Regions from separate parts of the Homo sapiens genome. Here all the other regions are linked to region 1. Evidence: chromatin loops called from intact Hi-C (ENCODE). Cell type or tissue: gastrocnemius medialis. All regions are shown on one strand. Region 1 overlaps PICK1 (protein interacting with PRKCA 1). Region 2 overlaps PLA2G6 (phospholipase A2 group VI). Region 3 overlaps PLA2G6 (phospholipase A2 group VI).

What was found. Hi-C counts contacts between places; a loop is a spot of excess contacts. Peaks named below come from ENCODE experiments on the same cell type or tissue, not always from the same donor. Only the 100,000 strongest peaks of a DNase experiment are listed, where the experiment ranks them.
Region 2: it touches region 1 in a loop (4-fold over the local background); 7 of 110 quality-filtered maps call a loop at or near these places.
Region 3: it touches region 1 in a loop (5-fold over the local background); 7 of 110 quality-filtered maps call a loop at or near these places.

The regions. Positions count from the first base shown.
Region 1 is chr22:38,067,211-38,072,210 of GRCh38, forward strand. It overlaps PICK1 (protein interacting with PRKCA 1), which reads left to right. Exons shown (of 13, transcript NM_012407.4): 5 at 494-560; 6 at 1,823-1,912; 7 at 3,628-3,681; 8 at 4,472-4,534. Among named protein-coding and RNA genes, the nearest start is that of PICK1, 12 kb to the left of the region's middle. In gastrocnemius medialis, a CTCF peak has its summit at 2,251 (motif pointing right); DNase peaks (open chromatin) are centred at 2,461 and 3,032; H3K4me3 peaks cover 1,744 bases; H3K27ac peaks cover 5,000 bases.
Region 2 is chr22:38,165,935-38,170,934 of GRCh38, forward strand. PLA2G6 (phospholipase A2 group VI) reads right to left here. Exons shown (of 17, transcript NM_003560.4): 2 at 3,284-3,537. The coding sequence starts at 3,492. Among named protein-coding and RNA genes, the nearest start is that of PLA2G6, 13 kb to the right of the region's middle. RefSeq lists an enhancer at 1-42. In gastrocnemius medialis, no CTCF peak of the experiment used is centred here; a DNase peak (open chromatin) is centred at 2,267; H3K27ac peaks cover 5,000 bases.
Region 3 is chr22:38,173,678-38,178,677 of GRCh38, forward strand. The region is part of intron 1 of PLA2G6 (phospholipase A2 group VI); the gene reads right to left. Among named protein-coding and RNA genes, the nearest start is that of PLA2G6, 5.7 kb to the right of the region's middle. RefSeq lists enhancers at 433-577, 2,560-2,849, 2,684-2,828 and cis regulatory regions at 505, 2,620-2,812, 2,756. In gastrocnemius medialis, no CTCF peak of the experiment used is centred here; DNase peaks (open chromatin) are centred at 1,179, 2,084, 2,734, 4,414 and 2 weaker places; H3K27ac peaks cover 4,468 bases.

The sequences.
Region 1 (5,000 bases):
ATGTAGAGTAGGAAGGGAGGGGCCTGGGATCAGACAGGGTCACAAGGTGGGGCCATGTCACAGCGCTCAGCCTGGCCCTTACTGGGGCTTAGGATTCTTTTTTTTTTTTTTTTTTTTGAGACAGAATCTCATTCTGTCATCCAGGCTGGAGTGCAATGGTGTGATCTCAGCTCACTGCAACCTCCGCCTCCCAGGTTCAAGTGATTCTTTGCCTCAGCCTCCTGAGCAGCTGGGATTACAGGCACGCGCCACTACGCCCAGCTAATTTTTGTATTTTTAATAGAGATGGGGTTTTGCCATGTTGCCCAAGCTGGTCTCAAACTCCTGACCTCAAGTGATCTGCCTGCCTCAGCCTCCCAAATTGTTGGGATTACAGGTGTGAGCCACCGCACCCGGCCTTGGGCTCAGGAGTCTCAGTCCAGAACAGTCTTGGCTGGGAAGGGGCTCAGGGTGTGGAGCCTCGCTCACTAGTCTGTGTGTGCTGCTCTTCCAGGGGGAGGTGACCATCCACTACAACAAGCTGCAGGCGGACCCCAAGCAGGGCATGTCCCTGGACATTGGTAAGCTGGTCAGAGCAGTTACGGGTGTCCAGCAGCCTCCCTGGATGGGCCCTGGCCCAAAGGAGAAGTGCCACAGCCAGCCCTGCCCTCCCCTTTATGACAGGAGAATCCAGAGTTACATGGCTGTGGGCTCTGACCTCTGACCAAGCAAATCTGAAAGGCCTGGGAGGCCTCCCGGTGCTCTCCCTGCATCTGTTCTTGTACTCTGTCCCTGGTTTCTCACTCCCCCGCGTTTCACCCCTACCTCCCTGCTTCTGCCATCTCCTCTGGGGACTTGCTACCCTAGGGTTGTCCTTTGCAGGCCAGCGCCTCGGCTTCCATGGCCCAGGGCCTCACTCTTCATAAAGGGAGAGCAGCCTAACCCTGGCCTGGCGCCTCATGCCCTCTAGCACAGCGCACTCCTCCCTGGCCTCTCCTGCCATCAGCTCCCAGGGGGACTCTGGATCTGAACTGGACCTCAGGCATTGGGCAGAGGGTCTGCGCCCTGGGACAAGTTCCCTCCTGTTAGAGGGGCTGAGCCTCGGTTCTGTAGAAACTTTAAGACTCAAGAGCTGGACAGCAGCTTCGAGTCCTCTGGACCGGCCGCTTCACATTATGGATCAAAGCCTGAGACCCAGAGAGGGCGCTGCAGCCCCTGGTGAGCGCACACCTAGGTCTCAGCTCTGGAGCCCAGCAATCCCCTTCATACACCCTAGGGCCAGAGGCCAAGGGGCTAAGGGCAGGCTGGATCTATCTGGGAGCTCCCTCCGAAACCCTCTGGTTCCAACACAGGACTAAGTCCCCTTCCTAGGACTAAGCTGGTCAGATGCAGTAACTGAGTCTGGGGTCCGAGCTTCATGGTCATTGATGGTGCCCATTACTTTCACATAACCAGCCCAGGGGCCCCTCTTCTCCCCCTCCCCTTTATGTGACACCCTAGGTCCTGATGTGACACAGAGGAGGGGAAGAGGCCTCCTTGGCTTCCATTAGCCTGTGCTGAGCCCGGGCAGCACTGGGCTCTCAGCAACCAGCAGCTGATGTTGCGTAGCAGGCCCTGGGCGAAGCGCTTCATGTTTAACTGCCCAGGCTGCCAGCACCTCTGTGAAGCAGAGGGAATAGGGCAGGGGCCTAGGACCTCCCCACTGGACATTCCCCACTTCACAGCCACCCCCAGCAGCCCTTCTGCCCCCTGTGGGGTGCTCCCTGTGCATGGAGGTAAGGCTGGGGGCAGGGATGGCCTCTGGGCAGCCACAGACTCACCAGGTCCTTTGTCCCCCGCTCAGTGTTGAAGAAAGTCAAGCACCGGCTGGTGGAGAACATGAGTTCAGGGACCGCAGATGCTCTGGGCCTGAGCCGGGCCATCCTGTGCAATGGTGAGTCCCTTCCCACCCAGCTGGGGCCCCGGGGACTCAAGCCCAGGCTGAGAAGAGTGGGGGGCACCATGGCTGCCCACCAAGCTGCTGTGGGTCCCGCGGGTCTGACCCTGGCCTCTGCCCGTGGAACTGAGAAGTCACCATCTCTGTACCCCCAGAGGCCTCTCCAGCTCCCGGAGGGTCCACAGCTGTCAGCTGGGCTGTCTTAGCCAGTGCCCCTCAGGTCACAGATGGGAAAATAGACTTAGTGTGGGGAGGTGCCTCTGCCCCTGCCCTCAGCCCCTTACCCCTCACCCCAGCACTCTCGCGGCCCACCTCCTGCCTCCTTTGTCCAGGAGGTGGTGCTGCTGCCCTTGCCTCTGCAGGTCCTCCCTTCGTGGTGGCTGCGCAGGCGAGGGGGGAGGCGTGTACATGCACATTTACACACGCATGCACACATGCGCACACACTTTCCCTCCCTGGGGTGGCCAGCGAAACACTCAGTCCCCCTCCTACCGTCGCCAGTCCGAGTTTAAAAATAGCAGCAGCTCTGCAGTGTGCCTGTGGGGTAGATATAAATACTTCTAGAAATTGTAGGCTCAGCTGGGCACACTGGGCTTTATTGGCTAAGGAAGTGGGGGTGGGGACTGAGCTTGTTCCAAATGGTGTACAAAAGTGGCGGCTGCTATTTTCAGCCTCCTGGTGCCGTGCCTATAAATCCCTGTTACTGTAGTTACCAGCCGTTGAGATGAAATTAGAACTGGTTGTTGTGTTTTTCCCCCCAAACCTTGCAATTTCCCTGGCCTTAAATAGGGTTTCTAAAATTGAAGCTGTCATGATGTCCCATGACCCAGCTAAAAACAACAACACGATGCTTACATGGCTCCTTTCCTGCCGCTGGCCAGGTGCTAAGGCTCTGGGGAACCCAGGCCTGGAGGCCACCGGGTGGCCAAAGCCTCCCCAAGACCTCTGAATTGCTCCCTTCCTTCCCCGACAGCCTGTCGCACTGCCACCTCCCTGCCCAGAGAGGCCTGAACACAGCCTCCGCTCCTCCCCTCTTCTGCTAAAAAACCCTGACCCAGGTCAACACAGGAGGCTGGGGAGCAGAGAGCACCTGACTGCCCCACCTCTCCCCTGCAGCCCTCACCATCACACTGCTGTCCATCGCCCGGCCACTGGGCTGGCTTCTCTGCTGGGCTTTCAGCCTTGAGAGCAAGACTTGGCTCAAAGTGAGCCTGACATGGTGGCTGGCACACAGTGGGTGCTCAAGAAACACTAAGCCAATGACTGATCACCAAGGCCTCTTCCCAGTGTGAGCTCTCTCAGCCTTCCTGAATTTCCCCCTCCCTCCCCAAGTTGCGTTTTCCCTTCTGAGCCATCTGTGTGCTTGGGAGGCAGAGACCATGTCCTTCCTGCGCTAGAGGCCTGGCTGCTCCATCTCCATTCCTATGGCCCCTGCCAGCCTTCCTCCCCAGCTGTCAGCAGGCTTTGTGTTAGAAGTGTGGGAGCTTTGCCTGCTAGGCACGGACCCTCCGCTGGCCATGAGGAGGGCCTAGTCATTTACAAAACACCTTTGAACCCAGCTGACCCGAGCTGCCAAATCCCCCTCCCTGGGACCCCTGATCTTTCCCTTCCTGGTTCTCCTCTGGGGTTGCCTCTCCCCTCCCCAGCATGGCCCTGGGCCTCCTGTGGCTTGCTGAGCCCACTGACCTCCCCTCTTCTTTGAATCCCGACAGATGGGCTTGTCAAGAGGCTAGAGGAGCTGGAGCGGACCGCTGAGCTATACAAAGGTGGGTGGGGGGTGGCCTCGTCCTGGCACTAGCTCTACCCCAGGGAGCATGCTCTCAGCAGAGTGGCAACAGGGGTGCTGGCACTAGGAATGCCAGCCTACAAAATACTAGGACCATGGGCATTAAGAGTTCTTAAGAATATATACTTCTTCTGAATTTAAAAATAACTCAGGGGCCTGGTGCAGTGGCTCACGCCTGTAATCCCAGCACTTTGGGAGGCTGAGGTGGGCGGATCACTTAAGGTCAGGAGTTTGAGACCAGCCCGGCCAACATGGTGAAACGCCATCTCTACTGAAAATACAAAAATTAGCCAGGCATGATGGTGTGTGCCTATAATCAGTACTCGAGAGGCTGAGGCATGAGAATCGCTTGAACCAGGGAGGCAGAGGTTGCAGTGAGCCAAGATCACACCACCGCACTCTAGTCTGGGCAATAGAGCAAGACCCTATCTCAAAAAAAACAAAACCTGATACTCATAAAAATTCAGAGAATAGCACTTGTAAACATAGCGAGAGTCCCCCGGAATCCCACACTGTCCCAGGGCTAAAGCCCACAGCAGGCTGTGTACCCCTGCATCTTACAAAATGCTGGCGCCCCTGTCTGATGGGGCTCCTCACGGGTTGGGTCGGACTGAGCTTTTACCCCTGGGCTGTGGTTGGGCGGTGGGGAAAGGCCATGTATCAGGGCCTAGCAGAGGCCTTGGGTGGCATGGGCAATTGGAGGCCTTGCCCTGGGCCAGTGTGGTCCCCGCCATGCGTCCCCATTCCGCATCACTCGGTCTCTCCCACAGGGATGACGGAACACACCAAGAACCTCCTACGGGCCTTTTATGAGCTGTCGCAGACTCACCGGGGTAATGGCATCCCCCAAAGCTGTGGTGTGACCGTGGGCAATCCCTGGGGCCTCTCACTCCCATGCTGAGGTGGGTCAGACCCACAGCGCCTGACCTCAGGCTCCCTCTGGGCTGGGCCTGGTCCCAGGTGCTGGGATTTGCGATGGGCCTGCGGGGAACATCTAGATCAGCTGGTCTCTTAAGGGCCGCAACGATGAACAGGCCCCACCCTGTCTCCTCACACTGCCACTGGCAGTACACAAGGCCCTTGCTTATTTATATTTCTGACAACCTGTAACTCTGGGCAGGCCGACTGCAGCTGACCCCAGCTACTGCAGAAAATGAAGCCCAGACAAAGGAGAGGGCCACACTGCTCCCAAGTGGTGGAGCTGTTGTTCCAATCCAGGTGTCTAGACTCGGACCAGTGTTCTGCCTCAGGCGGCGCCACCTCCACAAACCTTGACCCAGTCTTCTCTCACTGGTCCCT
Region 2 (5,000 bases), 99 kb after region 1:
AGCAGGGGAGTGACCAATCAGATTTGCCCTCTGGAAACAGCGCTGTGACAGCAGCTTGGAAGAGGATGAGAGGAGTGCAGGCCACAGCCGGAGCAGCAGGAGACACGTGCACAATGACTGTGGTCTGGAGAAGCGAGCCAGCAGCAAGACGGAGGGAGAAAGAACCTCTGATTTTCGACTGGCACGTGGCTGTCTGCAACACAGGCAACACTTCCCAGCATCCTTTGCAGTTAGCTGTGGCCATGTGACCGGGTTCTGGCCAATGCGTGCAACTTCCATGAAATGTCCCTGAGGAGGGGGAGATTGACCTTCTGCATCCTGCCCTTCCACCCTCCCTTTGGCTGGAAAGGTGGATGTGATGGCTGGATCTGGCACAGCCCGTTGCAATGATGCTATCTGCTGAAATGGAAAGGTTCGGGTGGGAGCAGGTTAGAGGGGAGAAGATAAAAAAGACTCCAGAGCTATGACTGTGAAAATAAATAAATCAATAAAATTTAGAAATAAGACAAACAAAGCCGGGCATGGTGACTCATGCCTGTAATCCCAGCACTTTGGGAGGCCAAGGCAGGCAGATCACGAGGTCAGGAGTTCAAGACCATCCTGGCTAACACAGTGAAACCCTGTCTCTACTAAAAAACACAAAAATTAGCCAGGTATGGTGGCACGCACCTGTAGTCTCAGCTACTCGGGAGGCTGAGGCAGAAGAATAGCTTGAACCCAGGAGGCAGAGGTTGCTGTAAGCCAAGATCATGCCACTGCACTCCAGCCTGGGCAACAGAGCAAGACTTAACGTCTCAAAAAAATAAATACATACATACATACATGGAAACAACACAGCAGCACAGAGAAATGAATTGGGAACCAGAAGACACTGATTCTGTTTCTTCACTGCTTCCTGTGTATAAGTGGGATGAATCACTTATCATCCCAAGGCTATTTTCTCATGCATAAAATGGAATACTGCCTTCCTTGCCCACCTCCACGGATTGGCAGAGAATGTGCTAACCCAACATACTTAAAAACATCCTGTAAAATTGTAATCCCAGCACTTTGGGAGGCCGAGGCAGGCGGATCACGAGGTCAGGAGATTGAGACCATCCTGGCTAACATGGTGAAACCCCATCTCTACTAAAAATACAAAATATTAGCCAGGCGTGGTGGCGGGTGCCTGTAGTCCCAGCTACTTGGGAGGCTGAGGCAGGAGAATGGCGTGAACCTGGGAGGCGGAGCTTGCAGTAAGCCGAGATCGCGTCACTGTACTCCAGCCTGGGTGACAGAGCGAGACTCTGTCTCAAAAAAAAAAAAAAAAGAAAACAAAAAATCCTGTAAACTATAAAGTACCACAGAATAGCTTACGTGTAGCTAAGAAGCTGCTGACAAAGGACTAAATCCTCCTGGGATGGAGGTCTGCCCACACTGGGGCTTAAGCTGGCTGAGACAAATCTGGAATCCTGTCAAGGGATTTTACAACTGACAGAACTTGGTGATTATTGGTACGTGGAGATTAGTGGTATCCCCAGGGCCGTGTACCTCAAAAGTGGGGCTGTCCAGCTCTCCAAGGAGTGGACCCGCTGCCCTGGTCAGCTGTGCCTGCAGTGGAGCTCTGAAGCTACAAGTGCAAGCCTGCCCCGTCCAGGGTCAGTCCTGATCGAGTCCAGCTGGAAGGCGGTCTGCTCAGCCCCATCTGCACTCAGAATCTGGAATGGCCCCACTGTATTAAAACTGGTGCCTGCACTGGCCACTGAGCTGCATTTAGCCCAAGCACCTGCTGTGGGTGCCTCTGCCTCAGGTTCCTTGTGGAGCCAGGCTCTGAATTCTCACCTGATTGGATGGGGCCCTGATACCTGCCTTGCTCTTCTGTTGGTGGCAGCCCCTGGCCCCCAGCCTGACACTTTCAGAGACCCCTCCTGCCATGCCTCTTTAGTCAGAATGAGTCCCCAGCTGCTTCCTTCAGCCTCACTCTCACCAAAGCCCTGCATGCACCTGGGATCCAACCAGAGCCACCTGCCTGCAGGCTCACACCTCCACACTTCTGCACGGCTGGAACGACCTTATCCATTTTGTTCTGCCACACAGGCTCCTCCTCACTCTTCCAGACGCAGAGTAGCTCTCAATCACCTCCTTGTGATCCACACTGTTTCCTAGGCTCTCCCTCTGTCACAGCACTCCTCAAGGGGTGCTATGACGCCTGTTTGCACCGGACCTCCCCCACCAGACTGTACGTTCCTTAAAGACACAGGACATGTTTGTCATCTCACAGGCCAGCCAGGACTGGCCCGAAGCCCAGGACTCTGGAGACACTGGAGGTGCTTGGTGCATGTTGAATGGATGGCTGACAGGACAGCCAGATGGATAGGTGAGCGGAAACAGGGATATCTGTCTGAGCCCAACTAGATGCCAGTCTGCCAAGCACTGCTGGGGCCTGCATTTGGAACCTTGGCTGCTTCTCCCCTTTTCCCAACCAGCTCTGCCGTTGGCCCGGTTCCCTCAGGCCTGTCCTGGCTTTTGAGCCTTCTCTTCAGGCCCAGGGGAGTCCCAGCATGCCCCAAGAGGCAACAGCTCTGTCCAGCCTTCCTAAGCAAACCCTGGGCAGCCCCTATGAGAACGGCCATGCCCTTAAAGAGCCAGGGCTAGGCCAGGTGCAGTGGCTCACGCCTGCAATCCCAGCACTTTGGGAGGCCAAGGTGGGCAGATCACCTGAGGTCAGGAGTTTGAGACCAGCCTGGCCAATATGATGAAACCCCGTCTCTGCTAAAAATACAAAAATCAGCTGGGCGTGGTGGTGGGTGCCTGTAATCCCAGCTACTCAGGAGGCTGAGGCAGGAGAATCGCTTGAACCTGGGAGGCAGAGGTTGCAGTGAGCCGAGATTGCGCCACTGCACTCCAGCCTGGGCAACAGAGCAAGACTGTCTCAAAAAACAAAAACCAAAACCAAAAATAAAGAGCCAGGGCTAAAGGTTCTCCCCATGGGCCTTATCTGATGTGGACACTCTCAGTCTCCCTGTCCTTCCTTCTTCCCTTTGTCCATATAGGTCGAGCCTCCAGGCCAGAAACAACCCAGGCTTCCATCCTCAGCCTCGTGCTGGGACACTGATGGGCCAGAAGTGTGGAGTCTCGGAAGCCCTTCCCTCTGGTCCAAGAGTACAGTCTCCCCTCTCTCCCACCCCTCTCCAGACCCCTCAGACAGAGACTCAAAGAAACTGCTTCTCGGCCAATAAGACCTCCAATCCGAGACGTGGGGGAGTGAAAGGAGAGAAGTATGTTCCCGCTGAGCATCACCCACCGGAATCCACTCTGTGAGTTCCTGGGGTTGACCAGGACGCAGTCCCAGGTGCGGTTGGGAGTGTTCTGGAACAGAATCAGCTGCCCTTCCTCCCGAACTCGGTCACTCGAGGTGTAGTCGGCCACAGCCACCTCCTTCACCCGGAATGGGTTAGAGAACAAGTTGGTGACGCCACTGAAGGTATTGACCAGGCGGCCAAAGAACTGCATCTTCTGCGGGGCAGGTGGGGAGGCCCCACCGTCTTCCCCCTCTGTCTGGAAGAAAACGAGGTCTCTGGTCAGCCAGGCACAGTCTCCCATGCCCATCTCACCCAGTGCAGCGGTTTCCTGCACAGACACCCAGATCACTCCCCACCAGCGTTGTCCCCAGATCCTGGGCCTGGAGGGATCTTAAAAGGAGGGGAAAGAAAGAGAAACAACACTGAGTGGGAGGTAAAAGTGACAGAACCCTCAGGCCAGGCTGGCTACCTAGAAGGCTGTCCCCCTGTGCTGCCACTGTGCACAGGTGACCTTAACTGCCTGCTTCCTGACCCAGTGTCCCAGCAGAGACTCAGTTTCCTCACCTGTAGTGTGTGGTATTGACCAAAGGAGATAGCACATGTGAACATACATTATAGGCAGTAATGCCCTGGGCAAATGGAGGGTTCTCACTAAATAAGTTACAGAGATAACCTTTCAGCACTCAAAGAGGCTAGTATGGACCAGACACAGTGGCTCAGGCATGTAATCCCAGCACTTCGAGAGGCTGAGGCGGGCGGATCATTTGAGGTCAGAAATTCGAGACCAGCCTGGCCAACATGGCGAAACCCTGCCTCTACTAAAAATACAAAAATTAGCCAGATGTGGTGGCAGGCGCCTGTAGTCCCAGCTGCCCGGGAAGCTGAGGCAGGAGAATCACTTGAACCCGGGAGGCAGAGGTTGCAGTGAGCTGAGATCGCGCCACTGCACTCCAGCCTGGGCGATAGGGTGACTCTGTCTCAAAAAAAAAAAAAAAAAAAGAGGCCAGCATGGATCATTTCACTTCCGCAAACAAAATCAATGTCCCCCCTCCTAGATACCAAAAGGTGACCAGCATCATGTCACACTCTATCGGAGCAAGGGGATCATCGGCATTGGTCTAAATCCTTTGTTTCCTGCTACCACAGGTTTCCCAAAGAGCTCCGAGAGACAGCACACAAAAGCAAGCTCCTTGGAAATGAACGAACTGCACCTTCTGCAGGGGCAGGTGGGGGAGCCCCTGCAGAAGATGCCATTCGAGACTCAGGAGCAGCAGTGTCTGGGTGGTAACTTTACGCTGCATATTCAGAGTCATAGTTTCTGCCATGGAAATTGTCCCCAGTGTTGATGATGGAATTAGATACCTTGTTATTTCCTAGGTTCCCAGAAAATACACTGCCTTCCTAAGGTACTGTCACCAAAGCCAGGCGCCAATCAGACGGAGGCCGCCCTCTGCCTCTGTGCCAAGATGTCACCAGACAAAAGACACTAAGGACAGAGTATGGGTGCCCTGGGGGAGAGAGGACATCTGAGTGGACACTGGGTCACAGCCACATTCTTCCCTGGCCTATGTGCTGAGCACAGGATCAACCCTGGGGACAGAAGGAAGACAAAAGCAAGGGGCCCACTAAGAGGCACATGAAAAGGAAAAAAGATCAATACTAATAATTATACCAACAAGGCACGGTGGTTCACGCCTGTAATCCCAGCACTTTGGGAGG
Region 3 (5,000 bases), 110 kb after region 1:
AAGTATTATTATCCCATCTTCCCATCTCAGAGATCAAGAAACTGAGGCCCAGAGAGGCCCTGAATTGTACATGTTCAAAGGGCAAATTAAGGCCGGGCACAGTGGCTCGTGCCTGTAATTCCAGCATTTTGGGAGGCTGAGGCAGACGGATTGCTTGAGCCCAGGAATTTGAGACCAGCCTGGGGAACATGGCAAAACCCTGTCTCTACAAAATATAAAATAAAATTAGCTGGGCATGGTGGTGTGCGCCTGTGGTCCCAGCTACTCGGGAGGCTAAGGCAAGAGGATTGCTTGATCCTCTTGAGGTCGAGACTGCAGTGAGCCAAGATTGCACTACTGCACTCCAGCCTGGGAGACAGAGCAAGACCCTGCCTCAAAAACAAAACAAAACAAAGGGCAAATTAAAGTTGATGTCCACCAAAAAACAAAAACAAACGGGCTGGGCGCAGTGGCTCACGCCTGTAATCCCAGCACTTTGGGAGGTTAAGGCGGGCGGATCACGAAATCAGGAGATTGAGACCATCCTGGCTAACATGGTGAAACCCCGTCTCTACTAAAAATACAAAAAAAATTAGCTGGGCGTGGTGGCGGGTGCCTGTAGTCCCAGCTATTCGGGAGGCTGAGGCAGGAGAATGGCGTGAACCCGGGAGGCGGAGCTTGCAGTGAGCCGAGATCATGTCACTGCACTCCAGCCTGGGCGAGAGCGAGACTCTGTCTCAAAAAAAAAGAAAGAAAGAAAAACAAACGAAGAAACAAAAAACCTCGAGTGGGAACAGAGGGAGATTGGAGCCAATGGTAGCATCTCTGATGAGTTCCCTGGAAGTGACTACCTGGGTTCATAAAACAGTCAACAGAGAGACCCAAGACCAGTCCCTGTCTCGCCAAGTGCACGGTCCCCTGAGGGAAGGACCCCTAAAGGGGATGACTTTTTAGCTGAACTTTCCAGGAAGAACAGGAGTTTGCCAGCGGGGGAAATGGCGAGAGGCCTTCACAGCAGATGAAGCAGATCAGAACACGGAGGAAGGCAGAGATCAGGGGCTTGCTCAGCCCACCCATGAACGGTGAGCATTTTCACTGGGACTGGACGGCTCGAGAGGGGAAGGTGCTGAGAGGAGGGGCCGTGGTTAGTGCTGTGATCAACGTGAACACAGGTCACCTGGAGCCACTTGTCCAGGGCTGCTATGTCAGTCACGCCCCTCGCCATGCCCAGGGAAGCTCCTCTCATGACGAGGAGCCAAGCCCCGGAAGAAGTGCAGTAGAGGACAAGGGACCAAGAGGGTGGCTCAGAGCGGGTGGTGAGGGAGAACTCAGTCCCAAAAATCTGGTTCCTCCTCAGCTACGAATTCCCTGAAGGACCCTGGGCAGGTCTCAGGCACGGGAGGAGCGGTCCCTGCCCTCTGATTGCTGCTACCTGCCGCAGCTGCCAGGCCCAGGCAGTCCCCTCTCCTCCCCTTTGGAAGGTCTGTGTGAAAACTGCTTTTCTGTAGTGAAAGGGGCCTGCACTTGCGTCCTCCCTGGAATGCGCTCTCCAGTTCCTGCTGGAGCCCCTGCTCATCCTTCAAGGCCCAGCTGCCCCCTCTGAATGCTCAGAGCACCAGAGTGCCCTTCCAGCCTGCACGGTTCCCAACCCAGCCTGACACCCCTCCATGCCCACTGTACGATGCAAATCCAGCTGCAGGTCTCCCTGCTGACCCTGGCCAGTGGCGCCCCATGACCTCCCAGGGAAAGCCCAGACTCCAGCATCCATGAGAGCTGGCCCAACTCACCCCTCCAACTCATCCCTCACCTCTACTCCAGCCACGCCGCACCATCGATCTTCCCAGAACACGTCAAACTCGTGTCTCAGTGCACTTGGGGATACCACACATACGCTCCATCAGCGTAGCCCATCCTCCCCACTTTCTTAACCTGAATGTGTGCTCCACAAAGGACAAATGAACAAATCTCTTCTTATCCATGAAGATACAGCTCAGGTGCCATCTCCTCTGAAAATTCATACCCGCACCTCCGCCCTGCAGCCTGGTGTGCCTTCCTCTTCTCCCCAGCACCCCACACCACCCAGGGCCCAGCCCACAGGAACACACACCATGTGAGAATGGGGGTGCATCTGTTGGCTTGGGCTGCTCACCCAACCCGCTTTGATTTGTTTCCCTAAGCACCTGGCATGATGTTCCTGACTCACAGTGGGTGTTTAATAAGTTTGGTGAATGAATGAATGAGAATGAATGAATGAACCACCTATAAGCCCATGGGGCCAGCACCTCTGAAGCCCCCAGACACACTTTATTCCCTTGAAGGTGATAACAGGGACCACACACTGTTCCCACCCACTCTGAGCTGCCATGCTCCTCTCCACAACGGATAGGGAAATACCATGCTCAAATCCCACCAGTAGCTAACGGCCCACAAGGGGTTCGCTCCTCCACCGGGAGAACCTGTATCTAGCACCTGCACTCCTTCAGGAGCGGCCCTAAGTGATCGGACTGATCCATCCCCAGGCTTCGGTCTGGAAAGTTCAGCTTTATATATAGTCAGGGCACTTAGGCTGAGCTCACTCCTAGTCCAAGCAGGAAAGACTCCAAGCCTTCTGCTTCCTTCTTGACTAAGCCGAGAGCAGAGGAGCCGGACAGCTGCCCGAGAGGTGCGTGACAGGAACCCACAGGCAGCAGGCCAGGAAGCAGACCTCACAGGCTTGGCCACGTGGGGGATTCCAGGAGCACACACAGAACTGCCCGAGGTGGAAATCAGGCCTCACGAGCCCCAGCTGCTGACGACAGGATGTCCCATGATTGGAACAACTGTTGGATGGTCCTGGCAGCAGAACCTGGCAGCAGTGACACCCTCCTGAGCACCCTCCTCCCACCCAGTCAAGACAGAGCAGGCTGGAAACTCAGGGTCCACTCAGAGTGCCAAGCTGCCCCAACTTCCTTCCTGTAGCTCCGTCTGTGCCACACAGCACGGGAGCATGCCACCACACACCGGCCTCCGTCCTCTCACAAGGCCACCATGCCTCACGGTTGGCAAAGGGTTTCACACTTGTGATCCACCTCCAAGCTCACAAAGAAACAGGGAAGGCGCAGCCGGGCGCGGTGGCTCACACCTGTAATCCCAGCACTTTGGGAGGGTGAGATGGGCAGATCACCTGAGGTCAGAAGTTCAAGACCAGCCTGGCCAACGTGTGAGAAAAAAACCCCATCTCTACTAAAACTACAAAAAAAATTAGCCTGGCGTGATGGTGGGTGCCTATAATCACAGCTACTTGGGAGGCTGAAGCAGGAGAATCTTTGAACCCGAGAGGCAGAGGCTGCAGTGAGCCGAGATCATGCCACTGCACTAAAGCTTGGATGACAAAGTGAGACTGTCTCAAAAAAAAAAAAAAAGAAACAAGGAAGGTGCAATCATTCTCCCTGTTTGGCATGTGGAGAAATCAAGGCCCCAAGAGAGGAAATGGGGTGGCAGGTTGTGGTGGGGGATTGCCTGCCTATGTCCTCTGACTCTTGAACAGCACTAGGCAAAGGGCTGGCCACACAGCAGGTGCTCAATCTGTGGGTGAGAAAACACTGAATGAACACAGGGGTCATCTGAGCCTCTGAACCTCCAAGGCAGCCTCCCGGCAAAATGTCCCCGCAAATGTTCCCTCTGACCCCAGCTCATTCCAACCTCTTTCCTAAGTTAGTGGGAAAGGGCTTGATCCCATCCCCTCACACCCCATCAGCACCCACTGCTGCCCAGCACCCACAGGGCGCCAGACGCTTCACCACAGTTTCGGGTAAATTGCCACTTTTTTTTTTTTTTTTTTTTTGAGACAGAGTTTCACTCTTGTTGCCCAAGCTGGAGTGCAATGGCGTGATCTTGGCTCACTGCAACCTCTGCCTCCCGGGTTCAAGCGATTCTCCTGCCTCAGTCTCCAGACTAGCTGGGATTACAGGCGCGCACCACCACACTCGGCTAATTTTTTGTATTTTTAGTAGAAACGGGGTTTCACCATGTTAACCAGGCTGGTCTTGAACTCCTGACCTCCGGTGATCCGCCCACCTCCACCTCCCAAAGTGCTGGGGTTACAGGCATGAGCCACTGCGCCCGGCCGAATTGCCACATTTAACCCTCCAAACACCTGTAAGAAAAGGTCCAGGTCTCTCCACATTACACAGGAAACTGGGGCACAGGTTACACAGTTTGCCAGGATCTGAACCCAATTAGGTGGAATCCAGAGCATCAGGCTCTTAATCCTCAAACTGCCTTCAGGAGAAAGCTGAAAGAAGGTGGCTGAGCGAGGCTTGCTCAACAGGCTCTTAGATTCCAAAAGCCAAGGCCCTCGTCTCAAAATGCACTGCTGCTCACGTGAGCCAGAGCAAAACGTCCTTTCACAAAAGGAAAAAGCATCTCTTTCATTCACTCCGCTTGGCTGGACCACAGCTGGAAGCAAACTGCCCCGAAACTGTCACTGGAGCTCCCAAGCACATGAGACAGGGGTGACTTTAAGAGATCTTTGGGCTGGTGGCACGGTACAGTGTGGCCCATGTTATGACTCACTCCACAAATATTTACTGAGATGGATTGTGGCAGGCATTGTTCTAACCGCTGAGGATACAATCGTAAACAAAACAGACTGGTCAGGCACGGCAGTTCACTCCTGTAATCCCAGCACTTTAGGAGGCCAAGGAAGGAGGATCACTTAAGCTCAGGACTTTGAGACCAGCCTGGGTAATATAGTGAGACCTCACCTCTACAAAAACTTAACAATTACCCAGGCATGGTATCTCTCATGCCTGTAAGTCCCAGCTACTAAGGTGGCTGAGGTGGGGGGATTGCTTAAGTCTAGCAGGTCGAGGCTGCAGTGAGCTGTGATTGTGCCACTGCAATCCAGCCTGAGCGACAGTGAGACCCTGTCTTAAAACAAAACAAGGCCGGGCGCGGTGGCTCACACCAGTAATCCCAGAACTTTGGGAGGCCGAGGCGGGTGGATCACTTGAGGTCAAGAGTTCAAGACCGGCCTGGCC